4 separate regions of the Homo sapiens genome follow, and regions 2, 3 and 4 are each linked to region 1. Evidence: read pairs that join two places in POLR2A ChIA-PET (ENCODE). Cell type or tissue: Caco-2. All regions are shown on one strand. Region 1 holds the start of NTF4 (neurotrophin 4). Region 2 overlaps KASH5 (KASH domain containing 5). Region 3 overlaps PPFIA3 (PPFI scaffold protein A3). Region 4 overlaps GYS1 (glycogen synthase 1).

What was found. ChIA-PET counts read pairs that join two places held together with the same protein. Peaks named below come from ENCODE experiments on the same cell type or tissue, not always from the same donor. Only the 100,000 strongest peaks of a DNase experiment are listed, where the experiment ranks them.
Region 2: POLR2A ChIA-PET joins it to region 1 with 8 read pairs; 2 of 35 experiments call an interaction of 5 or more read pairs at or near these places.
Region 3: POLR2A ChIA-PET joins it to region 1 with 5 read pairs; 7 of 35 experiments call an interaction of 5 or more read pairs at or near these places.
Region 4: POLR2A ChIA-PET joins it to region 1 with 5 read pairs; 4 of 35 experiments call an interaction of 5 or more read pairs at or near these places.

Annotation. Positions count from the first base shown.
Region 1 is chr19:49,062,829-49,067,828 of GRCh38, reverse strand. NTF4 (neurotrophin 4) reads left to right here and starts at 3,011. Exons shown (of 2, transcript NM_006179.5): 1 at 3,011-4,090. KCNA7 (potassium voltage-gated channel subfamily A member 7) reads left to right here. Exons shown (of 2, transcript NM_031886.3): 2 at 1-432. In Caco-2, no CTCF peak of the experiment used is centred here; DNase peaks (open chromatin) are centred at 2,718 and 3,588; H3K4me3 peaks cover 1,612 bases.
Region 2 is chr19:49,397,805-49,402,804 of GRCh38, reverse strand. It overlaps KASH5 (KASH domain containing 5), which reads right to left. Exons shown (of 20, transcript NM_144688.5): 7 at 4,662-4,823; 8 at 3,663-3,780; 9 at 3,298-3,348. Among named protein-coding and RNA genes, the nearest start is that of KASH5, 12 kb to the right of the region's middle. In Caco-2, no CTCF peak of the experiment used is centred here; a DNase peak (open chromatin) is centred at 2,653.
Region 3 is chr19:49,126,151-49,131,150 of GRCh38, reverse strand. PPFIA3 (PPFI scaffold protein A3) reads right to left here. Exons shown (of 30, transcript NM_003660.4): 2 at 3,038-3,292; 3 at 2,683-2,784; 4 at 2,139-2,303; 5 at 1,697-1,771; 6 at 1,084-1,158; 7 at 552-773. The coding sequence starts at 3,277. Among named protein-coding and RNA genes, the nearest start is that of PPFIA3, 9.1 kb to the right of the region's middle. RefSeq lists a silencer at 2,879-3,278. In Caco-2, no CTCF peak of the experiment used is centred here; DNase peaks (open chromatin) are centred at 1,683 and 2,990; H3K4me3 peaks cover 1,048 bases.
Region 4 is chr19:48,974,236-48,979,235 of GRCh38, reverse strand. GYS1 (glycogen synthase 1) reads left to right here. Exons shown (of 16, transcript NM_002103.5): 9 at 1,079-1,138; 10 at 1,234-1,312; 11 at 4,503-4,616; 12 at 4,897-5,000. Among named protein-coding and RNA genes, the nearest start is that of FTL, 11 kb to the right of the region's middle. RefSeq lists enhancers at 35-274, 2,670-2,964. In Caco-2, CTCF peaks have their summits at 2,663 and 2,864 (motif pointing left); a DNase peak (open chromatin) is centred at 2,865.

The sequences.
Region 1 (5,000 bases):
GAACAATCCTGAACCAGGCCTGTCACCTACCCTCCCTGCAGCTCAGGAAGGCTGTCAGACAGGCTGGGGGCCTCACTCTGTTTTCCAGGGGAGAAACCTGAGTCTCAGAGCAGGGGAGTGGCTTCCCAAGGTCTCACAGCTTGTCCCCAGGGGCCAGGCAGGCTGTCTGTCTGCTTCACATGTCCCCATCAGCCTGCTGGGACACACGGGTCCTCCTGAGTCCCGTAGCCTCATTTCTTACAGACGGGGAAACTGAGGCTCAGAGCAGCAGGTGTTACCCAAGGTCACAAGGCCGAACATTTTCAGAAATCTTTCAGAACTCAAAGGGCATTTAGAGGAAGAAGGCTGAAATCACTAACACATATAGGGCTTCCTTTGGTATCAAAGTACTTTACTTGGGTTAATTTATTAAAACCTATCCAGTGGTTTACAGACTGTTGTTGTTATTTTTAGCCATACCCACCCCTTTTTTGGGTCAAATAAATCTTCCTTAGAGACACCAGTGGGAAGCATGGGAAGGGAACTGGTTGGAGGAGAACACGCCTCCTCTTGGCAACTCAAAATGCAGCTCAGGAATTCAGTGTGGAAACCCCTGGTTTCATCTGAGCACCTTTTCATACAGCTAAAGAGAAGGTACAGATGGTGAGAGGAGTTTGATAATGGTTGAAATTAATAGAAGCTTTAGGTAGTCACTTCTCTCTGAAATGGAGAGAAAGCCAGATTTAGGGACAGAATGGAGACGGACCTCACAGTGACAAGAGACAGGTTGGACTCCAGCACAGAGACCTAAAGAGGAGACACAGACAGGAACTGAGGCCAGGAGGGAGGAGAGGCACAGAGCAAAAGAGAGAAATCCAAGGGCAAGGGGGAAGAGGGCAGATGGCCGGGAGCGGGAACAGAGACCCCCACGAGGGGAAAGAGAAGCAGACAGTGACCCCAAGAGAGAGGATGCAAGAGGCTCAGCAAGAAGGAGACTGGGACCCAGAGAGGGTGGACAGATATCCAGAGAGAAGAAAACTGGGACCTAGAAAGAGGGGGACAGAGACCCAGAGAGAAGGGGGGACAGAGACCTGGGGGGGAACAGAGACCCAGAGAGAGGGGGGACAGAGATCCAGAGACAGAGAGAGAGACAGAGACCCAGAGAGTGAAGGGGACAGAGACCCAGAGAGAGAGGGGGACAGAGACCCAGAGAGAGAGGGACAGAGACCCACAGACAGAAGGGGACAGAGACCCAGAGAGAGAGGGGGACAGAGACCCAGAGAGAGAGGGACAGAGACCCAGAGAGAGAGGGGGACAGAGACTCAGAGAGAGAAGGACAGACCCAGAGTTGGAGGGAGACAGAAATCCAGAGGGAGGGGAACAGAGACCTGGAGATAGGGGGACAGAGACTGTTTCCCAGTCACTCTGTTTGGAAACCTCATCCCTACTATCCCCTCCAGGACTAGAAGCTAGAAGCTAGAAGCTAGAGTCCTCCTGCTATGCGGCAGGATGTATTGGCTGTTTAGGAACAGGGGAAGGGTGGAGAAGCCGGAGAGGTGACCTGAATGCACACCCAAAGCCTGGGAAGTGGCCCTTCCCCCCACCCCCAATAAATAACTGGAGCGGCCTTGTGTGTTGCCTTGGCTGGGATGGTGAGGAGCAGGAAACACCCTAACCGGGGACACCCTCCTGCCACCTTGCCATGCTATATTTAGGCTGAGGGGGTGTGGGATGACCCTCGAGGCAGGTGTCAGTTTTCCTTCTGAAAATAGCGCAGGCGGAGGGGAGCGGAGTCTCAGGGTAGAGGTGTGGTGGGGTGAGGAGCCCCGCTGCCCTCATGACTGTCCTGAGACACTCCGGCTCCGGTCCCATCCCTGTCTTTCTCAGGGTCTCTCAGGGGCTCTGTCCCCTTCTCGGGGGGGTGGGGGGGTCTGCCCTCACGCTCTCTGGGCCTCTGTCTTCTCTCTGGGCTCCTGCCCTCCCCCACTCTCTCTAGTCTCGGTCCCCCTCTTTCTTTTGGTCTCTCCCCACTTTTCCATGTCTTCTCCCTATCTCTCCCTTCATGTCACCGCGCACCATTTCTCAAGGTAGCTGATTGTTCTTAAGACACATCTGTCTATCTCTGGTCCTATGATACCTTGCACGTCTCTTATCTGAGCTCAGGACAAGACCTTCTCCCCGGTCCCCAGCCAGGAAATTCCAGGGGAGAGGAGTATGCGGGAGCCCCCACATCCACTGTCTCCCCGGGCCTGGGGCCTTATCACTGCCCAAGCCCAGCTGGTTAATGTCTGGCGTGGAGCTCCTGGGAAGTGGGGAGGAGAGCAGAGGGTGGGAATCTGCCCCGGGATTGACACGCAATTGGCAAAAGACGGCAAAGGAATCTCAGGCCCAGACTCCTGGGGCTAATGGAGGAGGAGGCTGGGGGCTGGACTCCTGAGTCTGAGACGGGGCGGGGTTGGGAGGTGGTGGGGGGAACTGTGGGCTTAGTACTCAGGCGCCTGGGGCTGGGGGGAGAGGTGGCTGGGGTCGCAAGTCCTGGGTCTGAGGGAGGAGGGGCCGGATGCCTGGACTCCTGGGTCTGAAGGGAGGAGGGGCTGGGGGCCTGGACTGCTAGGTCCAAAGGAGGAGGCAGCTGGAAACTGGGACTCCTGTGACCAAGGCGGCCGCGTTGAACGAGCCAGGCCTGGCTTCCAAGGTCCCGGCACGCGAGTGCAAGGCAGGATCCCCCGGCCCCTCCTCTGCCGCCCGGCGCCGCCCCGCCCCCGCCCCCGACCCGGGCCCTGCGGAGCGTGAGCAGCTAGCACCCGGCGGGCCAGCGAGCGTCCCTGCAGCCAGCGAGCAGGAGGAGGAGCTGCTGCCGGGCGGAGGGCAGCCGCGGGAGCCGAAGAGGGCGCCCCAGGTAAGATCTCCACTCCTCCTCCCTCGGGATTCCGGCGTCCTGGTCGCCCTGCCCTCGGGTGGGGAGGGACGGGGGCGGGGCCGACCGGGGCGGGGCTTGGCGGAGGAAACTGAGGCAAGAGGGAAGTGTCCCAGATATGCAGCCGGTTTCCCCTGAGGGGTCTCGGAGTCCGGAACCCCCAACCCAAATCTGGAGGATGAGGAACCCGGAGTCTGCATTTCTTAGTATCCGAGAAGGAGGGGCCTGAATTCCAGAACTCCTGGGTCTGAGAGAGGAGGGCACTGGGGGCCTGGATTCCTGGGTCTGAGGGAGAAGGGCGCTGGGGGCATGGACTCCTGGGTCTGAAGGAGGAGGGCGCTGGGGACCTGGACTCCAGGGTCTGAGGGAGAAGGGTGCTGGGGGCCTGGGCCTGGACTCCTCCTGGGTCTGAGGGAGAAGGGTGCTGGGGGCCTGGACTTCTGGGTCTGAGAGAGGAGGGCGCTGGGGGCCTGGACTACTCCTGGGTCTGAGGGAGGAGGGCGCTGGGGATCTGAACTCCTGGGTCTGAAGGTGGAGGCCCTGGGGTCTGCACTACTCGGTCTGAGGGAGAAGGCGGTCCTGGTTGGGTCAGCCTGGGCTCCTTTCACTCTCCACCCTTCCCCTTTCCTGTACCGAGGAGCCAGGGCAGGCAGCCACTCCAGGTATGTGCAGAAGTCTTGGGCGGGCCCTGGCCTGTCCTGTGAGGAGGGAACATTCCAGGAAGCAGCTTGGGGAACCAGGGCTTCTTGAGTGTGGGCCCTCAGGGACCCGGGTGTCCAGGCCAGTTCCGCCCCATCTGGGAGATGAATGGGCCGAGGGGGATGTAATCTCTTCCAGCCTCCTTCATCCACTGCCTCTCCCTTCCCCTATTCTCCCTTCCCCTCCCTCCATCTGCTTCCCATCCCAGCCAGGAGCCATCACCTGGGTAGAAAAGGGGCCTCTGGAAAGGGGGCGGGGCCTTGACTCTTGGGTACCCTGCACTTGAAGAGGAACTCTGGGAAGGGGTTGTTCAGGGATTTGGCCCCTTCCCCACCTGCCTCTATAACCTGTCTATTCTTTTCTTCCCCTAGGTGGTTGCCCCCTCCCTCTCCTGAGATGTCAGGAAGGAGGGGGCCACCTGTGTCCTCCACAGGGGCCCCCCGAAGCCTGGGGACTCCCAGCCCCAGAGCTCCGAGGCGGAGGAGGTGCTGACAGGTCTGGTAACTACTGACTGTTTCCCAGTCTTCTCCACGCCACCCTTTCCCAGAACCACAGGCTTCCAGAATGTTGTAGGGAAACTGCAAAATCCGCGCCTCCACCAGCCTCTCCCAGCGCCAGGTCAATTTCACACACAGGGAAACTGAAGCCTGCCTCAGAGGGGCAGCGTTTTACCTCCTTAGTGGCAGTTTTGAGGTGAACTGGGGTCTCCCTAGGATTCCAGGTTGTGACCTTTCTCTAAATTGTGGAATGTGGCCAGGCGTGGTGGCTTGAGTCTGTAGTCCCAGCTACTCAGGAGGCTGAGGCAGGAGAATGCCATGAACTTGGGAGGCGGAGCTTGCAGTGAGCCAAGATCGTGCCACTGCACTCCAGCCTGGGCGACAGAGGGAGATTCCATCTCAAAAAAAAAAAAAAAAAAATTTTGTTTGGGACCAGGCATGGTGGCTTATGCTTGTAATCCCAGCACTTTGGGAGGCCAGGACACGACTATTGCTTGAGGTTGGGAGTTCAAGACCAGTCTGGCCAACATGGTGAAACCCCATCTCTATTAAAAATACAAAAATTAGCTGGGCACAGTGGCAGGTGCTTGTAATCCCACCTACTCAGAAGGCTGAGGCAGGAGAATCACTTGAACCCAGGAGGCAGACATTGCAGTGAGCCAGGATTGTGCCACTGTACTCCAGCCTGGCCAACAGAGTGAGATTCTGTCTCAAAAAAAAAAAATTGTTTGGAACATCCTCCAAGATGCAAGACTGTCGGTTCCTCAGAGTTGCACAGGAAGGACGGCAGAGTGCAGTTGCCCAGAGGTGAAGTCCCATCTCTGCCATTTGCTGGCTGTGTGACCGGGCACAAATCATTAACTTCTCTGAGCCTGTATTTCAACATCTGTTACTGTTAAGTAATAGTA
Region 2 (5,000 bases), 330 kb before region 1:
GTAGTCTGGTTATAATGGCTGAATGGCAATGAACTGTAAGGCAGGAAGTTCTGCCAGGGGGCTTCAGGGAAAGTTTTTCATTTTTAAAAATTTTTTTTGAGACAGAGTCTCGCTCTGTCACCCAGGCTAGAATGCGGTGGCACAATCTCAGCTCGCTGCAACCTCTGCCTCCTGGGTTCAAGTGATTCTCCTGCCTCAGCCTCTCAAGTAGCTGGGATTACAGACGCCTGCCACCACGCCTGGCTAATTTTTATATTTTTAGTAGAGGTGGGGTTTCACCATGTTGGTCAGGCTGGTTTCGAACTCCTGACCTCAAATGATCCACCCATCTCGGCCTCCCAAGATGCTGGGATTACAAGCGTGAGCCACTGTGCCTGGCCTTTCATTCTTTTATTTACTTTTTTTGTTTTTTTTTGTTTTATAGAGACGGGCTCTCACTATGTTGCCTAGGTTGGTCTCGAACTCCTGGCCTAGGCAATCTTGCTTTGGCCTCCCAAAGTGTTGGGATTACAGGTGTGAGCCACCATGCCCAGCCGGAAAGTTTTTCTTTTCCTTTTTTTTTTGAGACTGAGTCTTGCTCTGTCGCCCAGACTGGAGTACACTGGTACCATCTTGGCTCACTGCAACCTCTGCCTCCTGGGTTCAAGCGATTCTCCTGCCTCAGCCTCCCGAGTAGCTGGGATTACAGGTGTGTGCCACCACACCCGGCTGATTTTTTTATTTTTAGTAGAGATGGGGCTTCACCGTGTTGGCCAGGCTGGTCTCGAACTCCTGATCTCAGGTGATCCACCCACCTCGGCCTCCCAAAGTGCTGGGATTACAGGCGTGAGCCACTGCGCCTGGCAACTTTTTCATTCTTAAAAAGGGATGTTCTGAAAGAAACTGTCACATCCTGCTGCATTCCATGTCTCACATGGTACAGCCATCCTGCTGTGAGATTCCCATTGCCCCAAGGGGGTGAGTTTTCATGGAAGAGCCAGAAAATAGCAGAAAGATTTTGGATTTCAGTGTAAAAAACACTGCACATGTAGGACAAAGATATTTTTTGGGAATACATGATCTGTCTGGACTAGGCAGAGATCCTTAGAGCTGGGGGAGGAATGCAGGACAGACAGAGAAGAGAATAGGCTGAAAATGAGCCCAGAGTTTTCCCCTAACCCAGGGCTAGCTATGAGGGGTGGAGGGTATGGATGGAGAACCGCAGAGCCCTGGAAGTCTTGTGATCTGAGAGGCCTTGCGTGTACTTCCCAGAGCACTCTCAGAATCATCACGGTGTGAGAATAATAGAGATGCTACTTTCTTGTGAAAGCAAAGAGGCCTCACTGGTGGGTCCTCTCCAGACCTCTGCCCACCCCAGCCCTGTGTCCTCCAGTCTGTCAAGGCCTGGGTGGGGTTTGGGATCCTTCAGGGAAATGAGTGACGGACAGGGACTTTGCTAACAGCTCAGGGAGAACAGAGGAATCTCTCTCCTGTTTCTCTTTCCCCAGAGAAGCCACATCTCCCCACCATGAGCACCCACCCTGGCCTGGGGAAATGAGGCAGGGGCTTTGGGCAGTGACCCCAGCCTCTTCCCTTTCACAGGAAAGTAGCCAAATCACCTCCCTGGCTCTGGAAGGGTGTGGAAGTGGTGGAGTAAGAGTCCCAGCCCAGATAAGGGATCACCACCAGAAGATGAAGAAGATGGTATGTCCAGAGATCCAAAGGCAATGCGGGCCTCACAGTAGATGCCAGCACACAGTGGTGACAAACGCTTGGACAAAACCCATCAATCTCATGAACAGCAGAGAGGAGAAACATTGAGTGAGGATCAGCAGCCTCCTAGAGCACTAGGCTCCTGCATCAGTCTCCTGCAACTTAGATACCACCTTGAGGTCGGGGGTGGTGACAGGTTTCATTGTCAATTGATGAGTTTGTTTCAATCTAAAAAAAATTAGGTGGGCCCAGAATGAACTAAGATGATGTTTTTCTGTCTTGGATGGAACGGGGCTTGAATTAAATGTGAAGCTGAACTCAGTCTCTTCATATTGTTTGCTAGTCCCTCAGTGAAATGCTGTCAATCCTCAAAACAAGCCTACTGAACAGATACCCTTCTTCCAGTTCTTTGAAAATAAAAGTAGGTCAGGTGTGGTGGCTCATGTCTGTAATCCCAGCATTTTGGGAGGCTGAGGTGGGCAGATCACCTGAGGTCGGGAGTTTGAGACCAGCCTGACCAACATGGAAAAACCCCGTCTCTACTAAAACAAACAAACCAACCAACCAACAAAAAAACAAAATTAGCCAGGTGTGGTGGCACATGCCTGTAATCCCAGCTACTTGGGAGGCTGAGGCAGAAGAATCACTTGAACCGGGAGACGGTGGTTGCCATGAGGTAAGATCGCGCCATTCCACTCCAGCCTGGGCAACAAGAATGAAACTCTGTCTCAAAAAAAAAAAAAAGAAAAAAAAAAAAAAGAAACTAAAAGTAAAGGCTTGAGAAGGAGAAGTCACATGCTTAAAGGTTGCCTATTGTGTAAGTGGCGGAGATGGGATTTGAACTCAAGGTTGACTTCAAATCCAATTTTTTTTTTTTTTTTTTTTTTGAGAGGCTCTCGCTCTGTCATCCAGGCTGGAATGCCATGATGCAATCTTGGCTCACTGCAACCTCTGTCTCCCGGGCTCGTGCAGTCTTTCCACCTCAGCCTCCTGAGTGGCTGGACTACAGGTGCACACTACCATGCCTGGCTTATTTTTCTATTTTTTGTAGAGGCAAGGTTTTGCCATGTTGCCCGGGATGGTCTCGAACTCCTAGGCTAAAGGGGTCCACCCAGCTAGGCCTCCCGAAGTGCTGGGATTCCAGGCATGAGCCACTGTGCCTGGCTGTTTTATTCACTGTAAAAAATACTAATATAGAAACAATGCTAGATAACTTTTAGTGAGCACATCCTATGTGTCCTACCTTGTGCCCAAGACTTTGCAAGTATCCTTCGGTTGAAGTCTCACACAAACCACTGAGGCAGATGCCATTGTTTTGTTCATCTTTATAGGTGAGGCAACTGAGGCACAGAGAAGGGAGGCACTGGTCCACTCTTATGTAGGTGGCCTCAGCCTGAAGCCATGTAGGCTGACCCCATGCCTCACACTCTTGTAAACCACGGCTGTTCTCACAGTGTGATATAACCTCAGGGACATTCCCACACTACTGACATTCTGAGGTCTCCCCAAGACAGGCTGCTGGGGTGTTGGGGGCAGAAGGGAGTGGTGTCAAGAAGACCTTAAGGACTGGGGAAGGGGTGGGGGTGGTGCTGGGCCTCCGCTCACCTCCTCCTGCAGAGTCTCCATCTCAGCCACCAGATGCTGCTGCTCCTTTTCCTGACCAACCCCAGAGAGAGGACAAAGGTTTCATTTCTAGCCTCCTTGCCCCCATGTTGCCCTTCTCCCACCCCTGAAAACACAACCAGGGCCTGGGGGAATGGGTCTGGGAAGCCCTGATGGCTCCTGCTGTCTCCTTTGTCATGAGAAGGATGGCAGGTAAGCTTGAAAAAGTCTAGGGTGAGCAGGGCCTGGAGAGAGGGAGAAAGCCAGGTGACCTCTGCCCCTTCCTACTCCATAGTCACACTCTGCCGCCCTGACTCCAGGAAACAAAGAAGAGAGAGGGCACCTTCCTTCCCCTGGGCCAGACCCACCGCCTGCCGGGCTTGGGCCAGAAGGCTGCGATTCTGTTCCTCCAGGCTCCTGGCCAGAGTCTTCAGGTCCTCCAGCTCCTCATCCATGGCCTTGGCAAACTGCAGGGCCTGCTGGGTGCTGAATGCGGGTGGGGGCAGATGAGCCATACGAGAGGGAGGAAGGCAGAGAAGCACAGAGACAGATCCATTCTGAGAGACACTAGCAACAGAGAGATCCCAGGTGGTAGGCAGGGACAGAGACCCAGAGAGAGGGGAGGACAGAGACCCAGAGAGAAAAGAGGAGAAGGAGACCTGGTGTGGGCACAGAGACCCAGTTTTAACCTAAAAGACTGAGGAAGTGGGAAAGAGACCTAGAGAGAGTGGGGGACTAGAACAGGGAGACCACGATAAACATGAAGAATGACAAAGCACAGAGAGATGAAAGGGCGAGTGACATGAAGAATCAGAGAGTTAAAGAATAAAGAGAGAAATCTAGGCTGGGTGCAGTGGCTCAGGCCTGTACTCCCAGCACTTTGGGAGGATAAGGCGGGAGGATGGCTTGAGCCCAGGAGTTTGAGACCAGCATGGGCAACACAGTGAGAACTCATTTCTATAAAAAATAAAACAAAATTAGCCAAGCAGGGTGGTGGGCCTGTGGTCCCAGCTACTTGGGAAGCTGAGGTGGGAGGCTCGCTAGAGCCCAGAGGCGGAGGGTACAGTGAGCTGTGATCACCCCCACTGCACTCCAGCCTGGGTGACAGAGTGAGAACCTGTCTCAAAAAAAAAAAAAAGAGAGAGAGAGAAGTCTGAACCCTCAAGGGAAAGATAAAAAGACCAAAACAGAGGCTGAGAGATAAGAATCAGAGAGACACAAAAGATAAAAACAGAAAAGGGAAAAGAAAGGACAGGTACAGAGTCAAAGAGCAGGATGCAGACACGAGCATGGGAGATAGAGGCCGGCTGCTGCAGGGAGGACGGAGGCAGGGGCGCTGGGGAGGGTGGGTGTGGCATCCAGCCCACCTGTGAAGCTGCTTACGCAGAGCCAAGATCTCCTCCCCAAGGCGTGCTGACCCCTCCTCAGCTGTCTCCATGCTCCGCTGCAATTTGGCATTCTCCCCAACCAGACGTCGGTTGCTGAGCTCCAGGTCCTCCAGGCTGCTCAGCAGGTCAGCTGTGGCTTGTCTAGGGGCAAGGAAGGGGTTCAGGTCACTGTCCACAGCCCCTGACTCATTTCCCCGGGTCGAGGTAGGTGCTGGTGGTGGGGAGATGTGGCTCTTTTGGGGAAAGATAAACAGGAGAGAGACTCCTCTGCTCTCCCTGAACTTTCAGCAAAGCCCCGTCCCTCATTCATTTCCCTGA
Region 3 (5,000 bases), 63 kb before region 1:
GGCTCACTACTGTAATCCCAACACTTTGGGAGGCCGAGGTGGGCGGATCAAGAGTTCAAGACTAGCCTGGCCAACATAGTGAAACCCCATCTCTACTAAAAATACAAAAAAAAAAAAAAAAATTAGCGGTGCATGGTGGCAGGTGCCTGTAGTTCTAGCTACTTGGGAGGCTGAGGCAGGAGAATCTCTTGAACCCGGGAGGCAGAGGTGGCAGTAAGCCAAGATCACGCCACTGCACTCCAGCCTGGGCGACACAGCCAGACTCTGCCTCACAAAAGAAAAAAAAAATCCATTTAGAGGCACCAGAGAAGAACCCAAAGTTAGGTAACAAAGTAATTACGAGCAGTTATGGAGCGCCTACTCTGCGCCACAGGCTCACCCTCTGATGAGAATCATACATTTCCTTTCACAGGTGGGAAAACTGAATCTCAAAGAGGAGTCACCCAGCCTGTGGACTGAATCGAGGTTCCGCCATTCATGAGCAATGCGCGAGGGAGAGCTCTACGGAAAGGCGAGGGACCCAGGGCAGCCCGCCTCCCTGGGGGCCTCACCTCCTTGAGGTCGCGCTGCAGCTTGGAGTTGGCTTCCTCTGCCTTGCCCAGCTCACGGTGCGCGGTGCCCAACTCCTCCTCCAGCTGGCTCATCTGACGGCACAGCACCGCCAGGCGCTCCCGCAGCTGGCACACCTCGGCGCGCTGCCGCTCCAGGGCCTCCTCCAGCTCTGCTGTGCGCCGGTTGGAATCCCCGCCAGGACCCAGGCCATTGGCAAGAGTCTGGAGTGAGGGAAGGAGGGGACAAGATCCCAGAGTGTCTCCGGAGACACAGAGGAAATCCAAGGAGAAAGTCAATCAGCTGAAAGTAGATCAAAGATCAATAAGGATCATGCTGGTCAGAGTCCACGGGGGTCAGTGAAGGAGGTCACAGAAGTTCGCTAGGTGACCTGAATCAGAGGTCCAAGCTCTGTGACACTCTTACAGGTGCAGCCGTCTTAGGGCCAGTGAGGATGATACCAAACGTTACAAACACTATCACAAAGTCAGGGAGTTGAATGGAGCTCACGGAGAGGGGACTTCCATGTCTCACCTGCCCATCCCCATCCTTGCCCGGCTCTTCCAGCCCTGACCGCCGCCTAGACAGCTGTTCTCGAAGGTTCAGAGTCTGGAAGTGTGAAAGGGGAATCAGAGCACAGGGGCTCCCTGAACCCCCAGCTCTAGTTCTCACTGGCATTGGCCCTCTAAGGGGATAGGCGGCCCCATATGAGATGCCTCCGGTCGTGCTGGGGCCATGCCTACCCCACGGTTTACCCTTAGGCTCCCTCCCTCCTTATATCCCTCCTTAGCTGCCACCACGGAGGGCGTCTACCCTTACTCTTCCCCTTAGCCTCCTGGACAAAGTTTCCGCTTTAGCCCCGCTTTTCCCCATTCAATCACTTCCTCCTTAGTCCCAGCCTGAGCCCCAGCCCCTGGTTCTACCCTTAATCTCACTCTCACTGGGAGATTCTCCCCGTAGCCCTGCGCAATGCGTGCCCACTTAGGAACCCCACTGGTTTCTCTCCATAGTCCAACCCCATAGCTTGTCTGCCCTAGTCCTGCCCCAATAGATTCTCTCTGGAACCCACCCAACCGGCTCCGCCCCGTGGGCAGCCCCTTAGCCCCTCCCCTTGGATTCAAATTCCCTGTCTTGGCCACACCCACACCTCCTGATTGCTCAGTTCCAGCTCCTCCTCGAGCACTGCCACGCGCTCCAGCGCCATCCGCAGCCGCTCCCGGACCTGGGGATCGGGGCAGGGCAACAGTCAGCTGGAGACAAGATCCAGTTTAGGACAGTTGCCCCTGGTCCAGAACACCCCTGGGACGGATCCGATAGGGCAGCGTTGGGGCTCCTGTCTCCATAACGGGTATGCAGCCGCAACCAGCTATCCAATCTGCCCCATCCACTGTTAGCCCCCATCCTGGTTTATTTTTCTGCTATCAACCAGTCAGGTCCCAGTCTATGTATCCTGTCCCAATCAATCACAGTCAACATTCTTCCAACTCAGAACATCCCCAACCAATCACGGCCAGAATCTCTCCCACTCAGAACAGCCCCAGTCAACTATAGGTTTCCATTCTCCACCCCTGCTCTTCTAATTCTCATACCTTCTCATCCAGGGCCTTGTGGTGCTCGAAGAGAGACTTTAGAGCTTTGAGCACTTCTACCTCCGAGGAGACCCCACCCGGGGACTGGGCCTGGCGCTTCACCACGGTCATGCGCAGTGACCTCTCGTGCCTGGACACCAGGCACTCCAGGTGTTCCAGGAGCAGCTGCAAGCACACGGCATGGGGTCAAGGAAAAGAGGCAAGGGAAAAGGGGCAGATGTGAGAAAAAGGGTGACAGGTAGGGCGGACACATGGAGGAAAAGATGGAGCCATATAAAGGAGCACCGAGACAGGTCAGGAAAAGAGAGGAGGTCGGGGTCAAGGAACCGGTGGTACAGAAAAGAGAAAAGTTATGGAGACAGGGAGGAAGGAGTGGCACCAGAGTGGGAGACCAGCCAGGAAGTGGGAGCAGGGAAGAGGAGAAGACAGAAAGGCGAGATGGGGGAAAAAAATAGGTCACGCTGCAACACTGAGAGGCCCCGCCCCCCACTTCAACACCACGAGGCCCCGCCCCCACTTAGGCCCCGCCCTCAACACCCCTCACCCGCGTGTTGTTCCGTTCCGCCTTCAGCTCTGCAATCTCTTCCTCCCTCTCCAGCAGCTGCTCCCGACATAAGTTCAGCTCCTTCGTCAGAGCTGCAAACTCCTGTCCAGACATTGGCAGGATCTGGACATTCGGCTCAATCCTTTCCCTGTCTCCTTCATTCACTGGGACTGGAAGTTTGAAGGTCCCGCCCTCCCTGCTAAGTCCCGCTGTCCCTTGCCACTCAGGCCCCGCCCATTAACGGCAAGCCTCGCCCAGACTCCTCCCTTCCAGGCGCCAAGCCCGGCCCCTTCCGGACCGCCTTCTTCCCCCCGAGGCCCCGCCCCCTCATGCCCCGCCCCTGTCCCGCCCAGACCTGGGGCAGCGCGATGCTGAGCTGGCGCTGCAGCGAGTCCTTCTCGTGGCCGAGCTCGCGCAGCCGCAGCTGCGCTGTAGCCAACCCGTCCTGTGCCTCGCGCAGCGTCTCCAGCAGGCGCTCGCGCTCCGTGAGCATCGTGACCATGAGGCGCTCCAGCTCCCCGCCCGCCTCGTCCGGGCCCAGCGCCGAGCCCCGCCGGCCATCCTCGCTGATGGTGGGCATCACCTCGCACATCATGGCGGCGGTGCGGGCCTGCGGGGCGGGGAGGGCAAGGAACAGACCGGCCTTGTCAAGGCACAACAGAGAAACTGAGGCACAGCCACTCGGATACCACGTAGGGGAAATAGTTGGGGGCAAACCAAGCACTGCACAGAAGAAACTGAGGCCCAGGCACTGTGATCATGACACAGGGAAACAGGCACCGCCACCCTGTCACTCCACCGGGGAAACCAAAGATTGGCCACCAGGTGCTGCCAGGGGAAACTGAGGCCTATTATTATTATTATTTTTTTTTAACAGGGTCTCACTCTGTCACCCAGGCTGGAGTTCAGTGGCGCGATCACGGCCCACTGCAGCCTGAACGACCCAGACTCGAGCAGTCCTCCCAACTCAGCCTCCTGAGTAGCTGCGACTACAGGCACACACCAGCATACCTGGCTAATTTTTTTCTTTTCTTTTCTTTTCTTTTCCTTTCCCTACTTTCTTTTTTTTTTTTTTTTTTTTTTTTAGCTGGAGTGATCTGTCACCCAGGCTGGAGTGCAGTGATGCGATCTCGGCTCACTGCAGCCTCCACCTCCCGGGTCCCGGTTCAAGCAATTCTCCTCCCTCAGCCTCCCGAGTAGCTGGGATTACAGGAACCCGCCACCATGCCCAGCTAATTTTTGTATTTTTAGTAGAGACAAGGTTTCACCATGTTGGCCAGGCTGGTCTCGAACTCCTGACCTCGTGATCTGCCCGCCTCGGCCTCCCAAAGTGCTGGGATTACAGACGTGAGCCACCGCGCCTGACCTTTTTTTTTTTTTTTTTTTTTGTGGAGATGAGGTCTCACTCCTGGACTCAAGGGATCCTCCTGCCTCAGCATCCCAAAGTATGCCACTGTGCCTGTGCCATTGCTCTTAGGAAAACAGTCCTGGCTACCTGGGTGAGAGGATTTGGGAAAACTGAGGTCAGACTCCAACAGACAGTGGCAGCAAACCTAAGCCTAGCCCACTCAAAGGAACCAAAGCTGGCCGACCCTGGTATCGTATGAGTGAATGTGGAGAAAATCAGTGTCTACCTATTCTGGCTCTACTGAGAATCCCCCTCAACCCACTGCATGGGTAGGAAAACTGAGGCCCAGACCAGAACCATGCCTTAAGAAGGCCACAGGGCCAAGGGACCCAGGATTAGGTCACTAGGATGTGGTTACCTGTATAATGTCACAGGGTTGGTCTCACCTACTAGCCAGCCCAACTCCTGCCTCCTTCAATTTCCCAGAAATCTGGACCCCGGCTCCCTAAGAATCTAAAGACCTACTCCATTCGGGAAAAGAAAAAAAAAAAAAAAAAAAAGCAAGGCCAGGACTGGGCGCAGTGGCTCATGCCTGTAATCCCAGCACTTTGGGAGGCCGAGATGGGCAGATCACTTGAGGTCAGGAGTTCAAGACCAGGCTGTGCAACATGGTGACCCCCGTCTCTACTAAAAATACAAAAAAAATTAGCCGGGCATGGTGGCATGCACCTGTAGTCCCAGCCACTGGGGAGGCTGAGGCACAAGAATCGCTTGAACCCGGGAGGTGGAGGTTAGAGTGAGCCGAGATAGCACCACTGAACTCCAGCCTGGGCAACAGTGTGAGATTCCATTTCAAAAAAAAAACACAGTAACGGCCGGGCAAGGTGGCCCACTCATGTAATCCCAGCACTTTGGGAGGCTGAGGCTGTTGGATCACGAGGTCAAGAGATTGAGCCCAGCCTGGCCAACA
Region 4 (5,000 bases), 89 kb after region 1:
CTGCTAGCTTTACTTGTGTGCCTAAGTGGTCCTTTCTCAGAATCTTACTTTCTTTTCGTATAAAATGGGGCTTAGCATTGCCATCTGCAGGACAAGTACAAGTCCTAATAATAGCTGACATTTCTGGAAGGCTTGCCATGTGTACTTTTTGGCATGACATCATTGGGTCCTCATCGCAAACCTCTGAGGTTGATTCTATTTTCATCCTCCTCTGAAAAATGAGTCACTGCAGTCAGAGAGGGAAGGCCACCTGTCCCTGACCACACAGCTGATGTCAGGCACGTGGGTCCTAAGCCTTCCAGGGCCTGCCCCCTGGGTCCCCATCCTCCAGCCTGGAGGCCCCAGGGCACGGCTTCCCTGCTCACACCTCAGTTTCCTTGCTATCCTAGAAACCTAAGGGTAGCTGGGCGCGGCAGCTCATGCCTGTAATTCCAGCACTTTGGGAGGCCGAGGTGGCCAATTACCAGCCAGAGGTCAGGAGTTCGAGACCAGCCTGGCCAACGTGGTGAAACCCCGTCTCTACTAAAGTTACAAAAATTAGCCGGGCATGGTGGCAGGTGCCTGTAATCCCGGCTACTCAGGAGGCTGAGGCAGGAGAATTGCTTGAACCTGAGAGGCAGAGGTTGCAGTGAGCCAAGATCGCACCACTGCGCTCCAGCCTGGACGACAGAGTAACTCTGTCAATAATAATAATAATAATAATAAATAAACTGCTGGGCACAGTGGCTCAAGCCTCTAATCCCAGTACTTTGGGAGGCCGAGGTGGGCAGATTACCTGAGGTTGGGAGTTTGAGACCAGCCTGACCAACATGGAGAAACCCCGTCTCTACTAAAAATAGAAAATTAGCCGGGCGCGGTGGCTCATGCCTGTAATCCCAGCTACTCGGGAGGCTGAGGCAGGAGAATTGCTTGAACCTGGGAGGCAGAGGTTGCAGTGAGCCGAGATCACGCCATTGCATTCCAGCCTGGGCAACAAGAGCCAAACTCCGTCTCAAAATAAACAAACAAACTAACTAAAGAAGCCTAACAGTAAATGGCAGCTGGTGTGTATGTGACCCTGTTGCTCTGCTTCCTCCAGGGACACGGCCAACACGGTGAAGGAAAAGTTCGGGAGGAAGCTTTATGAATCCTTACTGGTGTGAGTGCCCCACCCTCAGCCCTGTGCCCTCCTAGGCCCTGACTAACCCCTCTCATTACTCCGTTCTCACATGCATGCCCCTGCTTGCCTTGCAGTGGGAGCCTTCCCGACATGAACAAGATGCTGGATAAGGAAGACTTCACTATGATGAAGAGAGCCATCTTTGCAACGCAGGTATGGATTGGACCTCTGTGCAGAGAGATAGCAGTTCCTGGCAGCCCCAGAGGCAGCTTGCCAGGCCAGCTCAGACCCCAGAGATTGCTGGGAGTCCTGCTTTCTCCTGCAGCCCTTTATGAAGGGATCTATTCTGAGGTCCACAGAAGGGCACGTGCTGACTCGTGCAACTTCAGTTGCTGGAGGCGAGGCACTTAGGGTGGGCTGTTTTCTGTGGCTTATTCTGCCACGAGGGTTGCTGGGACGTGTGGTTTCTCTGGGATTCTGGGGTCAATGAGCAAAAGGAAGCTTATTTGTTTATTTATTTTTATTATATTTATTTATTTATTTTGAGATGGAGTCTCGCTCTGTCGCCCAGGCTGGAGTGCAGTGGCACGATCTCGGCTCACTGCAACCTCTGCCTCCTGGGTTCAAGCAATACTCCTGCCTTGGCCTCCCAAGTACCTGGGATTACAGGCACATGCCACCACACCCAGCTAATTTATATATTTTTAGTAGAAACGAGATTTCACCATGTTGGCCAGGCCAGTCTCAAGCTCCTGACCTCAAGTGTTCTGTCTGCCTCAGCCTCCCAAAGTGCTGAGTTTACAAGCGTGAGTCCCTGTTCCCAGCCCAAAGGGAAGTTTAAAAGGAAGTGTAGAAATGTAATAAAGGGCCAGGTGTGGTGGCTCATGCCTGTAATCTCAGCACTTTGAGAGGCCAAAGCAGGAAGATCACTTGAGACCAGGAGGCTGAGGCTGCAGTGAGCCATGACTGTGCCACTGTACACCAGCCTGGGGGACAGAGCCAGATCCCACACTAGCCCCCCACCCACCCCCAAAAGAAAGTCAAGGCCCAGCTTGGTAGCTCACACCTGTCAGTATTCCCAGCACTTTGGGAGGCTGAGGTGGGAGGATCGCTTGAGCCCAGGAGTTTGAGACCAGCCTGGGCAACATGATGAAACCCTGTCTCTACCAAAAATACAAAAATGAGCTGGGCATAGTGGCATACACCTGTTATCCCAGCTACCTGGGAGGCTGAGGCCAGAGGATGCCTTGAGCTCAGGAGGTCAAGGCTGCAGTGAGCTATGATTATGCCGCTGCAGTGAGCTATGATTATGCCACTGCACTCCAGACTGGGCAACAGAGCGAGGCGGACACATACACACACACACGAAAGAAGGAAAAGAAAGAAAAGAAAAGGTCAAGACAGCCATAAAAGAATTACAACTCTCAGCTCTCCTTGGGCCTTGCTGCACACGGCTCCACCTCTACCCCTAAAACTGCTGGGAGTGGTAGTTTTATCGGGCCACTTTAGGGACGCAGTCAGGAGGTGAGCAAAAGCACCCAGCATTCTCCAGAAAACATTGCAAACTCTCAGCAGCTGCGGTTTCTTATTTCCAGAGGCTGTGTGTTGGTCCCCAGACACCCCTGGGAATTGTAGCTGCTTTAGATCCCTAACTTCAGAGAGAATTGGCATTTATAAAATGAGAACTTACCGTCATTCTATTGAGTCTAGGGGCCCAAAAAACTACAACTCCCAGCAGCCCCTGCTGGCTTTCTGGGGCATTGACGCTTCCCTTGTCCAGAGGCTTCTGGGAGTTAGAGTTCTTTCATTCTCTGGGGTCCAGGGACTTCAGTACTTGTGGTCTACATTGGGGAGCCATTTCCTGGGGAATGGAAACCCAGACAGCTAAGTTGTAGAAACAAAACGTGAACTGCTTTTGGCTAACCTATAATTTCCAATAGTCCCTAAAGCAGCCCACCTCATTATGAATGTTTCTGCCATCGGGATGCTGGGAGTTGTAGTTTCTCGGGCCCCTAGACTCAGTAGAGTGGTGGTAAGTAAAATCTTTAATGAGCTATGATGGAACAGTTGCTAAGAACTATACACCCCAGCAGTCCTCAGGACTTCCTATCACACTAGCTCTGTCTTGCTCCAGAGACTCTTGGAAATTGTGGTTTCTTTGGGCCTTTGTTAGGGTTGGAGGTGAATTTTCTTTTTTCTTCTTTTTTTTTTTTTTTTTTTTTTTTGAGACGGAGTCTCGCTCTGTCGCCCAGGCTGGAGTGCAGTGGCGCGATCTTGGCTCACTTCAACCTCCGCCTCCCGGATTCATGCCGTTCTCCTGCCCCAGCCTCCTGAGGCACCCACCACCACGCCTGGCTAATTTTTTGTATTTTTAGTAGAGACGGGGTTTCACCGTGTTAGCCAGGATGGTCTCGATCTCCTGACCTCGTCATCCTCCTGCCTCGGCCTCCCAGAGTGCTGGGATTACAGGCGTGAGCCACCACGCCTGGTGGTTGGAAGTGAATTTTCATAAGGAAACTACAACTCCCAGCAGTCTCCAAAGCTTGCTGCCATATTGGCACAGTCTCCACCCCCATTGACTGGGGATAGTTATATTTCCTTTGGGTTTCTTTAATAATAGAGCCCAGAGTACAGAACAAGGTAGCTGCAACTCCTCATAGTCCTTGGAGGTAAGGGAGTTGCTAACACGGCTTTGCCTCAAAGACAGCTGGGAATTCTAGTTCTTTGAAGCTCATGGTGGTTAAGGGAAGGAAAACATTTCCAGGCCAGGTGTGGTGGCTCATGTCTGTAATCCCAGCACTTCGGGAGGCCAAAACGGATGCATCGCTTGAGCCCATGAGTTCGAGACCAACTTGGCCAACATAGTGAAACCCCATCTCTATTAAAAAAAAAAAAAAAAAAAATTAGGCTGAGCGCAATGGCTCACGCCTGTAATCCCAGCACTTTGGGAGGCCAAGGCAGGTGGATCACGAGGTCAGGAGATCTAGACCATCCTGATTTAACACAGTGAAACCTCGTCTCTACTAAAAATACAAAAAATTAACCGGGCGTGGTGGTAGGCGCCTGTAGTTCCAGCTACTCGGGAGGCTGAGGCAGGAGAATGGCATGATCCTGGGAGGTGGAGCTTGCAGTGAGCCGAGATTGTGCCACTGCATTCCAGCCTGGGCGACAGAGCGAGACTCCGCCTCAAAAATAAATAATAATAATTTAAAAGAAAAGAAAGAAAACCTTTACAGGTTGTACTAGTGGGAATCCACAACTCCTGGTGATCACTTGGGTTTGTTGCCCCACGTCCGGTGCATTTGTGGTCTCCTTGGCTCCCCCAGGGTCCGCATGGCTCATGAGGAAGTAGGGAGTTCTCTGTCCCTTCCATGACCCCTTACCCTTCTTGTGGCTCCTGCAGCGGCAGTCTTTCCCCCCTGTGTGCACCCACAATATGCTGGATGACTCCTCAGACCCCATCCTGACCACCATCCGCCGAATCGGCCTCTTCAATAGCAGTGCCGACAGGGTGAAGGTGAGGGCATTTGGTCAGGGCTGGGTTGGGCACGGCAGAGGGAAGGGGTTGGGTCCTGGGCCTCACACACTCCATTCCCCTATAAGTTTTATCAAAGGTATTGCTGTGGTTAGAAAGAACCCTGGCTTCTGAGGCAGGCAGACCTGGGTTTGAACATTGGTCCTGCCAAACACATGCTGTGTGATGCTAGACAAGCTTTTTACCCTCTCTGGGCCACCTTGGGATCTCAGGGCTTAGCTAAATAAGGCACTTGGGCTGAGTCCTTCTTTTTCACTACCAGGTGATTTTCCACCCGGAGTTCCTCTCCTCCACAAGCCCCCTGCTCCCTGTGGACTATGAGGAGTTTGTCCGTGGCTGTCACCTTGGAGTCTTCCCCTCCTACTA